Regions from separate parts of the Homo sapiens genome. Here region 1 is linked to region 2. Evidence: read pairs that join two places in POLR2A ChIA-PET (ENCODE). Cell type or tissue: HCT116. All regions are shown on one strand. Each heading gives the region's core, and the rest is flanking DNA. Links, peaks and the distances in the headings are about the cores only. Region 1 has its middle 42 kb from the start of LINC02606. Region 2 has its middle 40 kb from the start of LINC02606.

What was found. ChIA-PET counts read pairs that join two places held together with the same protein. Peaks named below come from ENCODE experiments on the same cell type or tissue, not always from the same donor. Only the 100,000 strongest peaks of a DNase experiment are listed, where the experiment ranks them.
Region 1: POLR2A ChIA-PET joins it to region 2 with 5 read pairs; 3 of 35 experiments call an interaction of 5 or more read pairs at or near these places.

What each region holds. Positions count from the first base shown.
Region 1 is chr1:9,468,748-9,473,127 of GRCh38, forward strand. No RefSeq gene overlaps it. Among named protein-coding and RNA genes, the nearest start is that of LINC02606, 42 kb to the left of the region's middle. In HCT116, for the core only: no CTCF peak of the experiment used is centred there; no DNase peak of the experiment used is centred there.
Region 2 is chr1:9,387,240-9,391,619 of GRCh38, forward strand. No RefSeq gene overlaps it. Among named protein-coding and RNA genes, the nearest start is that of LINC02606, 40 kb to the right of the region's middle. In HCT116, for the core only: no CTCF peak of the experiment used is centred there; a DNase peak (open chromatin) is centred at 1,782; H3K4me3 peaks cover 621 bases.

The sequences.
Region 1 (4,380 bases), core at 76-4,075, 81 kb after region 2:
ACACCTGTAATCCCAGCACTTTGGGAGGCTGAGGCGGGTGGATCACCTTAGGTCAGGAGTTCTAGACCAACCTGGCCAACATGGTGAAACCCTATCTCTACTAAAAATACAAAAAAAACTAGCCGGGCATGGTGGCAGTTGCCTGTAATCCCAGCTACTCAGGAGGCTGAGTCAGAAGAATCACTTGAACTTGGGAGGCTGCGGTTGTAGTGAGCAGAGATCGTGCCACTGCACTCCAGCCTGGGCGACAGAATGAGACTCCATCTCAAAAAAAAAAAAAAAAAGAAAGAAATCAAGAGCAGTTAGAAACGTTTAGATACATTTTTTCCCCTTGTCATGTTTGTTCTCCTTATATTTTTTGAAATGTCATATGCAGGATGGGTGCAGTGGCTCACATGTGTAATCCTGGCACTTTGGGAGGCCAAGGCAAGAGAATCAGTTGAACCCAGAAGTTCAAGACCAGCCTGGGCAACATACCAAGACCCCATCTCTACAAAAAAATCAAAATATTAGCAAGTGTGGTGCCACACACATTTAATCACAGCTACTCGGGAGGCTGAGGCAGGGGAGGATCAGTTAAGCCCAGGAGGCTGAAGCTGTGGTGAGCTGTGATTGCGCCACTGCACTCAAGCCTAGGCGACAGAATGAGACCTTATCTCAAAAAAGAAATAAAGGCCGGGCATGGTGGCTCACGCCTATAATCCCAACACTTTGGGAAGCCAAGGTGGGTGGATTACTTGAGGTCATGAGTTCGAGGCCAGCCTGGCCAACGCAGTGAAATCCCATCTCTACTAAAAATACAAAAATTAGCCAGGCATGGTGGTGCATGCCTGTAGTCCCAGCTTCTTGGGAGGCTGAGACAGGAGAGTCACTTGAACCCAGGAGGCTGAGATTGCAGTAAGCCAAAGTTGCACCACTGCACTCCAGCCTAGGCAATAGAGAGAGACTCTGTCTCAAAAAATAAAGAAATAAAAAATAGGGGCTGGGCGTGGTGACTCATGCCTGTAATCCCAGCACTTTGGGAGGCCAGGGTGGGTTGGATCACTTGAGGTCAGGAGTTTGAGACCAGCCAGACCAACATAGTGAAACCCCCCATGTCTCTACTAAAAAATATATAAAATTAGCCAGGTGTGGTGGTGCTCACCTGTAATCCCAGCTACTTGGCAGGCTGAGGCAGGAGAATTGCTTGAACCTGAGAGGCAGAGGTTGCAGTGAGCCGAGATTGCACCATTGCACTCCAGCCTGGGCCATAAGAGCGAAACTCCATCTCAAAAACATCAAAGAAAGAAAGAGAGAGAGAGACAGAGAGAAAGGAAAGAAAGGAAGGAAGGAAGGAAGGAAGGAAGGAAGGAAGGAAGGAAGGAGAAAGAAGAAAGAAGAAAGAAAGAAAGAAAGAAAGAAGAAAGAAAGAAAAGAAAGAAAGAAAGAAAGAAAGAAAGGAAGGAAGAAAGAAAGGAAAGAAAGAAAGAAGAAAGAAAGAAGAAAGAGAGGGAGGAAGGGAGGGAGGGAGGGAAAGAAAGAAAGAAAAGAACGGAAGGAAGGCAGGCAGGCAGGCAGGCAGGCAGGCCGGCCAGGTGCAGTGGCTCACGCCTCTAATACCAACACTTTGGGAGGCCAAGGCCAGTGAATTGTCTGAGGTCAGGAGTTCAAGACCAGCCTGGGCAACATGGTGAAACCCCGTCTCTACTAAAAATACAAAAATTAGCTGGGCATGGTTGTGTGTGCCTGTAATCCCAGCTACTCGGGAGGCTGAGGCAAGAGAATCCTTTGAACCTGGGAGGCAGAGGTTGCGGTGAGCCAAGATTGCACCACTGCACTCCAGCCTGGGGGACAAAGTGAGACTCCATCTCAAAAAAAAAAAAAAAAAAAAAAGGAGTGGCTGGAGCCCACCCTGCAATGGAGGGATACCCTGGCTGCAAAGACTATGGAGCTGCCCCCAGCATCCTGCCAGGAGAAATGAAGGCTTTGGGGGCCAGGGTTCCAGAGATCCCTCAACCCGCCTCAAGCTTGTTAGTGATGCGGCACTACTCTCCATCCTCCAAACTGACGCCAGGCGGATACAAACCCCAGTTACACGGTACATGGGAAAATGATGCTGGGCCCTTTAAAATAATTAAGACCATGGCCTGCGGGCACAGGGAAAGTGCCTTCAGGCCGGGCGCAGTGGCTTGGCTTGTAATCCCAGCACTTAGGGAGGCTGAGGCAGGCGGATCACCTGAGATCAGGAGTTCAAGACCAGCCTGGCCAACACAGTGAAACCCCATCTCTACTAAAAATACAAAAATTAGCTGGGTGTGGAGGCAGGCACCTGTAATCCCAGCTACTTCGGAGGCTGAAGCAGGAGAATCGCTTGAACCCAGGAGGCAGAAGTTGCTGTGAGCCAAGATCGTGCCACTGCCCTCCAGCCTGGGCAGCTGAGCAAGACTCCATCTCAAATAAATAAATAAATAAGAATGTGCCTTCTACTTCCTTTATTCTCTCCTCCCCGGAGCTGGAGGTGAGGAGGGCAACTCAAGCCTAAAAATCCCACTGGCTTCAACCCAGGAGAGAACAGAGTGTATGATTCCATTTATATAAAGCACAAAAACAAGCAAAAGTAGCCAGTGAGGAGATGGGATGATCTGTGCAGCAAACGAACACGACACACGCTTACCTATGTAACAAACCTATACATCCTGCACATGTATCCCAGAACTTAAAAGTTACAAAAGAAACAGAAAACAAATAAACTAACAAGCAACCAGTGCTATGAGAAGTTAGAATGGCACTCACTTTGGGGGTACAGTGACAAGGACTGGGGAGTAAGGAGGACTCCTGGGGGTTGGCTGTGTGCCTACCCTTGATCTGGGCGTGTTCTGTTTGCAAAAATTGCAGTTTGTGAAGGGTATATGCTTATGGTTTGTACACTTTGTACATGGATATCAAACTTCAATAAGAAGTTTTTAAAATCTGTGGGCTCTAACCACAACGCAAAAATAAAATATTAGCACCGAGGTCTTGTGAGACTCTTCTGCTGTGTTAAAAGCGCTCCGTCGTAGGACCACGGGAAAACGAGCAATGTCCTTGCAAGAGAAGCCGGGATTTGATTTTTGGGTCACTGTTTTCCCAGGTGGTTGCAGGGCAGGGGGACGGTTGACTCATTTTCCCTGCTCCCCCCACCCCGCCCTCATCCCCACCATTTGGGGCTGGATGGGGGCCAAGGGCCGGGAGATTTGGGCTGTTGCCTTGGTGATGCTTAAATATTGGCTTCAAGTTGTGATGGTAAAATAAATACGCAAGAGGCTTGGGGAGCTCCAACCGGTCCTGCCCGCTGTTCCCAGGTCGCCATTCAAAACCACAAAGGTGGCTCAAGTACTGTGAAGCCTGGAACTCTCACCTGGGTGGACAGGGGACAGGTTAGGAGCAGGTTGTGTCCTGGATGCTCAGGGATCCAGGCTCGCTGCAGACGTCCACTCTGAATAGACGCTCCTGAAATTCTAGCTCAGTTTTCTGGAAATGTAGCGGCCAGGAATGCAAATCCTGAGCATGGGGAAGTTTGCTCAACCTGTAAAGGCTGGATGGGCACAGAGGGAGTTCGAGAGCTACAATTCTGCTGTCAGGAGACGTGCTTGCCTTCAGAAGGCAAGGGCAAAGAAAACAGAGCTGTGTCTAGAGGCCAGGAGCCAGGCCACATTCAGCCCCTAACCTGCCCCCTGTCCCCTGTCCCCCCCGCCAGGTGAGAGTTCCAGGCTTCACAATACTTAAGCCACTTTCGCAGCTTTGAATGGGAATCTGGGAACAGCCGGCAGGACTGGTTGGAGCTCCCCAAGCCTCTTGCTTATTTATTTTACCATCACAACTTGAAGCCAACAAGTAAGCATCACCAAGGCTTAAAAGATGCCTCAGGCCCATCCTGGAACCAGGAAGCAGAGGAGGTGAGATTCCCAACAGAGCCCGAGAAGACGAGGACCCCGGTGCAGGAAGCAGAGCAGAGCTTTGCCCAAGATAAACTCTCAGTTGTGGTCCTGCCTCTCTTGCCAAGATGCCGTTTGACTTGGAGGTGTATAGCAAGTTCTTAACTCCTCCGGGCCTCAGTTTCCCCATCTGCAAATCATTCTTTTTATAGACGAAGGCAGGAGAGAATAGGACTCCAGCCCTGGGAACACACCCTCCCAGGCGTATCCCAGCGCTCCCTGGCCAGGCAGCTGTGGCAGATGTGCAGAACATCTTTTCGGGTTTACAACTCGGCTGCCCTCAGGGAAGTGGAAACTGTTGGCCTCACCCATTCCCAAAGCATCCAAATCATAAACCGCCACTAAAGTCTTGGCTCAGAAGGTCTGATTGTCCTGCTGTGTGTGCAGGGGAGGGGAGAACACACAACACTGGGCAGGGGTGGGGTGG
Region 2 (4,380 bases), core at 118-4,117:
TCCCCTTACACCAACAGTGCACAAAGCAAGAAGAAAATGCCTCTCTGCCCAAGTATTCAATAGTACTGATGTTAGAAGAGGAGCGAGTGAAAGCCTCCTGTGGCCCCAGCTTCTACCCACGTCGTGACACAGAGACTGATCACCAGGCCAGGTGTCCCCTCACCTGTGGGGGCCGTGGAACCAGCTTTGCTGCGCCCCCAGCTTCCTGCCCCACCAAATGTCTCCCCGTCCCAGCTGCGAGGAGGGGAGTCGGAGAAAATACTGGGAGATGCAAGTGGGTTACGAAACAAGGAAGGGCGAAGAAAAGAAGGGAAGACCAGCCGTTCATCCCTCCTCCCCAGGGACAGGAATGGAGGGAAGAATGGGGGTGAAGATGGCCCCTCTAGAAAGGACCAGGACCAGGGCAGGACCAAACCGGCAGGTCTCTTGACTTGTTGCCAACCCTCCCTTCCCCAACACACGGGAAGAGCTAAAACAGAAGCAGAAGGGAAGAATGAAGAAGAGACCAGAGCATTTCAATACACAGGCCTGAGCATTTTACATTTGAAAATGATGGGGGCCGGGCGCAGTGGCTCACGCCTGTAATCCCAGAACTCTGGGAGGCCGAGGCCAGTGGATCACTTAAGGTCAAGGGTTCGAGACCAGCCTGGCCAACATGGGGAAACCCCATCTCTACTAAAAATACAAAAAAAAATTAGCCGGGCATGGTGGCACACACCTGTAATCCCAGTTACTTGGGAGGGCTGAGGCACAAGAATCGCTTGAACCCAAGAGACAGAGGTTACAGTGAGCCGAGATTGCACCACTGCACTCCAGCCTGGGTGACAAAGTGAGACTCTGTCTCAAAAAAAAAAAAGAAAAGAAAATGAAAATGATAGGAAAATCTGTGAGTCAAAGAACAGGGAGAGTAGTTTGACCTTGCACAGCTGGCAGGCAGGGACTGGAGGAAAAATCAAAAGACTCCAGGCTATTCCATAAACCAGCTCCGAAAGCCCCACGCAAAGCCCCCCAGAACACTCCACCTCATTTAATGCTGACAGCACTCCTACGAGGTTGCAGTTCTGTCCTCTTTTTTATAGAGGGGGAAACTGAGGCACAAAAGGGGAAAGGTTTGACCAAAGCGTGACTCACAGCTGTCAGGAGGCAGGGCCAGGGTTCAGACAGAGACTGTTCTGACTCCGAGCCATGCCTTGTCCCCTCAGCCTCTCTGTGCCCCGCGCTGCCTGGCACTGTGTTAGCTCAAGACGTATTTATTCAATGCACGATCTGGAATAAACAAAGCCCTCCCAGCTCGCACATCAGCCACTCAAACAAGCATTTGTTGAGGATGTTGAGGGTGACAAAGGCAGCGTTTGGCCAGCCGCTCTGACTTCCTGGGCCTCCAGGCCGTCCAGGCACAAGCTGATCTGAGAGGAGACAAAAGGGAGACGTCCACAGACAGGATAAGTGTCGAGTGCCCCACTCTGCTGCACCCCTGGGGAAGCTCAGAGGCTGGGGTTTTAGATTTGGGCGTGGCACTTGCTGAATATCTCCTAAGGCCTGGGTAATCTGCTAACATCCGAAGTCCCACTAGAGCCTCTCAAAAAAGGGGAGCAAGTCCCCTTTTTACAGCAGGAGAAGCTGAGGCCCAGAGGGTTCAAGGGCGGTCCAGGGTCACATAGCCTGATTATGGTAGGCAGGGTTCCTCCAGAGCCTCCGTGGGGAGCATCTGGGGCCACAGTGCCTGAAGCTGGAAGGGCACACTTTGAAGCAGCAGCTTGGCCAGCCGGGGTGGAGCTGAGTCATCTGTCCCTGGGGAAGATTTATGGTGCTGAAGTCTTTGGGACCAGGTCGGGGGTGAGGACTAAATTCTGACCTTTTTTCTCTCTTGCCCAAATTCCTACCTAAGGGGCCTAGGGAGTGTGAAAGGAAAATAAATCTTGGGATCCCAAAATCACTAAGCTAAAGGGAAAAGTCAAGCTGGGAACTGCTTAGGGCAAACCTGCCTCCCACTCTATTCCTTAAAAAAAAAAGCTACTAAGATTAAAACAAAAAAAAAAACAAAAAACTAAATGGCCGGGCACGGTGGCTCACGCCTGTAATCCCAGCACTTCAGGAGGCTGAGGTGGGTGGATCACAAAGTCAGGAGATCGAGACCATCCTGGCTAACATGGTGGAACCCCATCTCTACTAAAAATACAAAAAATTAGCTGGGCGTGGTGGCGGGCACCTGTAGTCCCAGCTACTCGGGAGGCTGAGGCAGGAGAATGGTGTGAACCCAGGAGGCGGAGCTTGCAGTGAGCCGAGATCGCGCCACTGCACTCCAGCCTGGGCGACAGAGTGAGACTCCACCTCAAAAAAAAAAAAAAAAAAAAAGGCTACATACCTCCCTCACAATTTGTCCACAAGGAAATTCCTTGTGGACAAAGGACAGACCGAACTCAGTCATCCTCTGCTCACTGAGATCAATGCATATCTGATTGCCTCCTTTGGAAAAGCTCATCAGAAACTCAAAAGAATGCAACCATTTTTCTGTTAATCTACCTGTGACCTGCAAGCCCCCTCCCCACTTCGAATTGTCCCACCTTTCCAGACCAAACCAATGTACATCTTACATATATTGACTGATGTCTCATGTCTCCCTAAAGTGTATAAAACCAAGCTGTGCCCTGATCCCCTTGTATAATAAACATGTCATCAGGACCTCCTGAAGCTGTGTCACAGGCGTGTCCTAACCTTGGCAAAAGAAACTTCCTAAATTAAGACTTGTCTCAGGTACCCTTTGGTTTACAGAAGTCACACCCTAGAAACCGTAGAATCTCATCAGATGGGTTTTAGTTCACCTGATCTAATGTGGCTCACTTTTCAACCTGACTCCAACGTAACATCGCATGACAGATAAAGAAACAGATAAAGAAGGAAATCCGTCAAGCGTGATGACTCATGTCTGTAATCTCAGCACTTTGGGAGGCTGAGGCAAGAGGATCGCTTGAGCCCAGGAGTTCAAGACCAACCTGGGCAACATGGTGAAACCCTGTCTCTATAAAAAAAAATAAAATAAATAGCCAACATGGTGGTCCCAGCATGTCTGTAGTCCCAGCTACTCGGGGAGGCTGAGGTAGGAGGATGGCTTGAGCCTGGGAGGTGGAGGCTGCAGTGAGCCCTAATCACCCACTGCCCTCCAGCCTGAGTGGGGAAATTTGCATCTGTAAAGAATCTCTATTAACATAACTAAGTTTTTACCTCCTTCTAGGCCCTCCCAATCCTGAAGAGATTAACTGAGAGTCTTGCACATTTTAAGGATCTGAGTAGGAAACACTTGCCATCTACTGTCTCTAAGGGCACTCACCCAGGAGACTTTATTAGAAGCTTGGTCTCCACAACCCCTTACCTTGACCCAGACACTCCTTTCTACTGATTCCAGGTTTTTCGATAATATAACTCTTTCAACCAATTGCCAAGCAGAAAATCTTTGAATTCACCTGTGACCTGTAAGCCACGCCCCCACTGCCCCACACTCCCACCCTCCAAGTTGTCCACCTTCCTGGACTGAACCAATGCATACCTCACGTGTGTTGCTGATGCCTCTTATGTCTCCCTAAAACACAGAAAACCAAGCTGTAATCCAAACACCTTGGGCACAGGTTCTCAGGACCTCCTGGGCTATGTCCTGGTCTTGGTCCTCACATTTGGCTCAGAACAAATCTCTTCAAATATTTTACAGAGTTTGGCTTTTTCAACAGGGGGACAATTCCCATGTGGTAGGCTGTGTCTTCTCCATCCAACACAAAACATCCAGGTGCTTGCCTGTCCCTCCCCAAGCAGCTTCTGACTGTCCCCTTACCCCTCCTCAGCATGGGAGGACCCCTGCTGAAACCGCCTTTGCAAAATTATGACTGAGACAGTGCAAGAGATCTAACTTAACCAACTCCATCTTGCTTCTAGCCTCCAAGCTGTCCTTGTTCATTCCTGGGCGTAGGCTGAACTAACGTTGAGAGAAATTTGGTTTATAGTTTAAACAAAGATGGTAACAGCCCTTTCCCAAAGCAGACCTCCTTCTTGCCTGGGGACTAGATTGCCTTTGCAGGACTAACATTAGGCACAAGATTAGAAATGATGGTTTAGGAGTCATGCACCTGGAGTCTACAAGATTCTGTCCCTTCCTAAACTGCTCCTAAGATCAGCGTTTGAACCCAGGCACGGTAGCTCATGCCTGTAATCCCAGTACTTTGGGAGGCTGAGACAGTTGGATCACCTGAAGTCAAGACCAGCCTGGCCAACACGGCGAAACCCCGTCTCTACTAAATATACAAAAATTAGCCCAGCATGGTGGCAGGCACTTGTAATCCCAGCTATTTGGGAGGCCGAGGCGGGAGAATCGCTTGAACCTGGGAGTTGGAG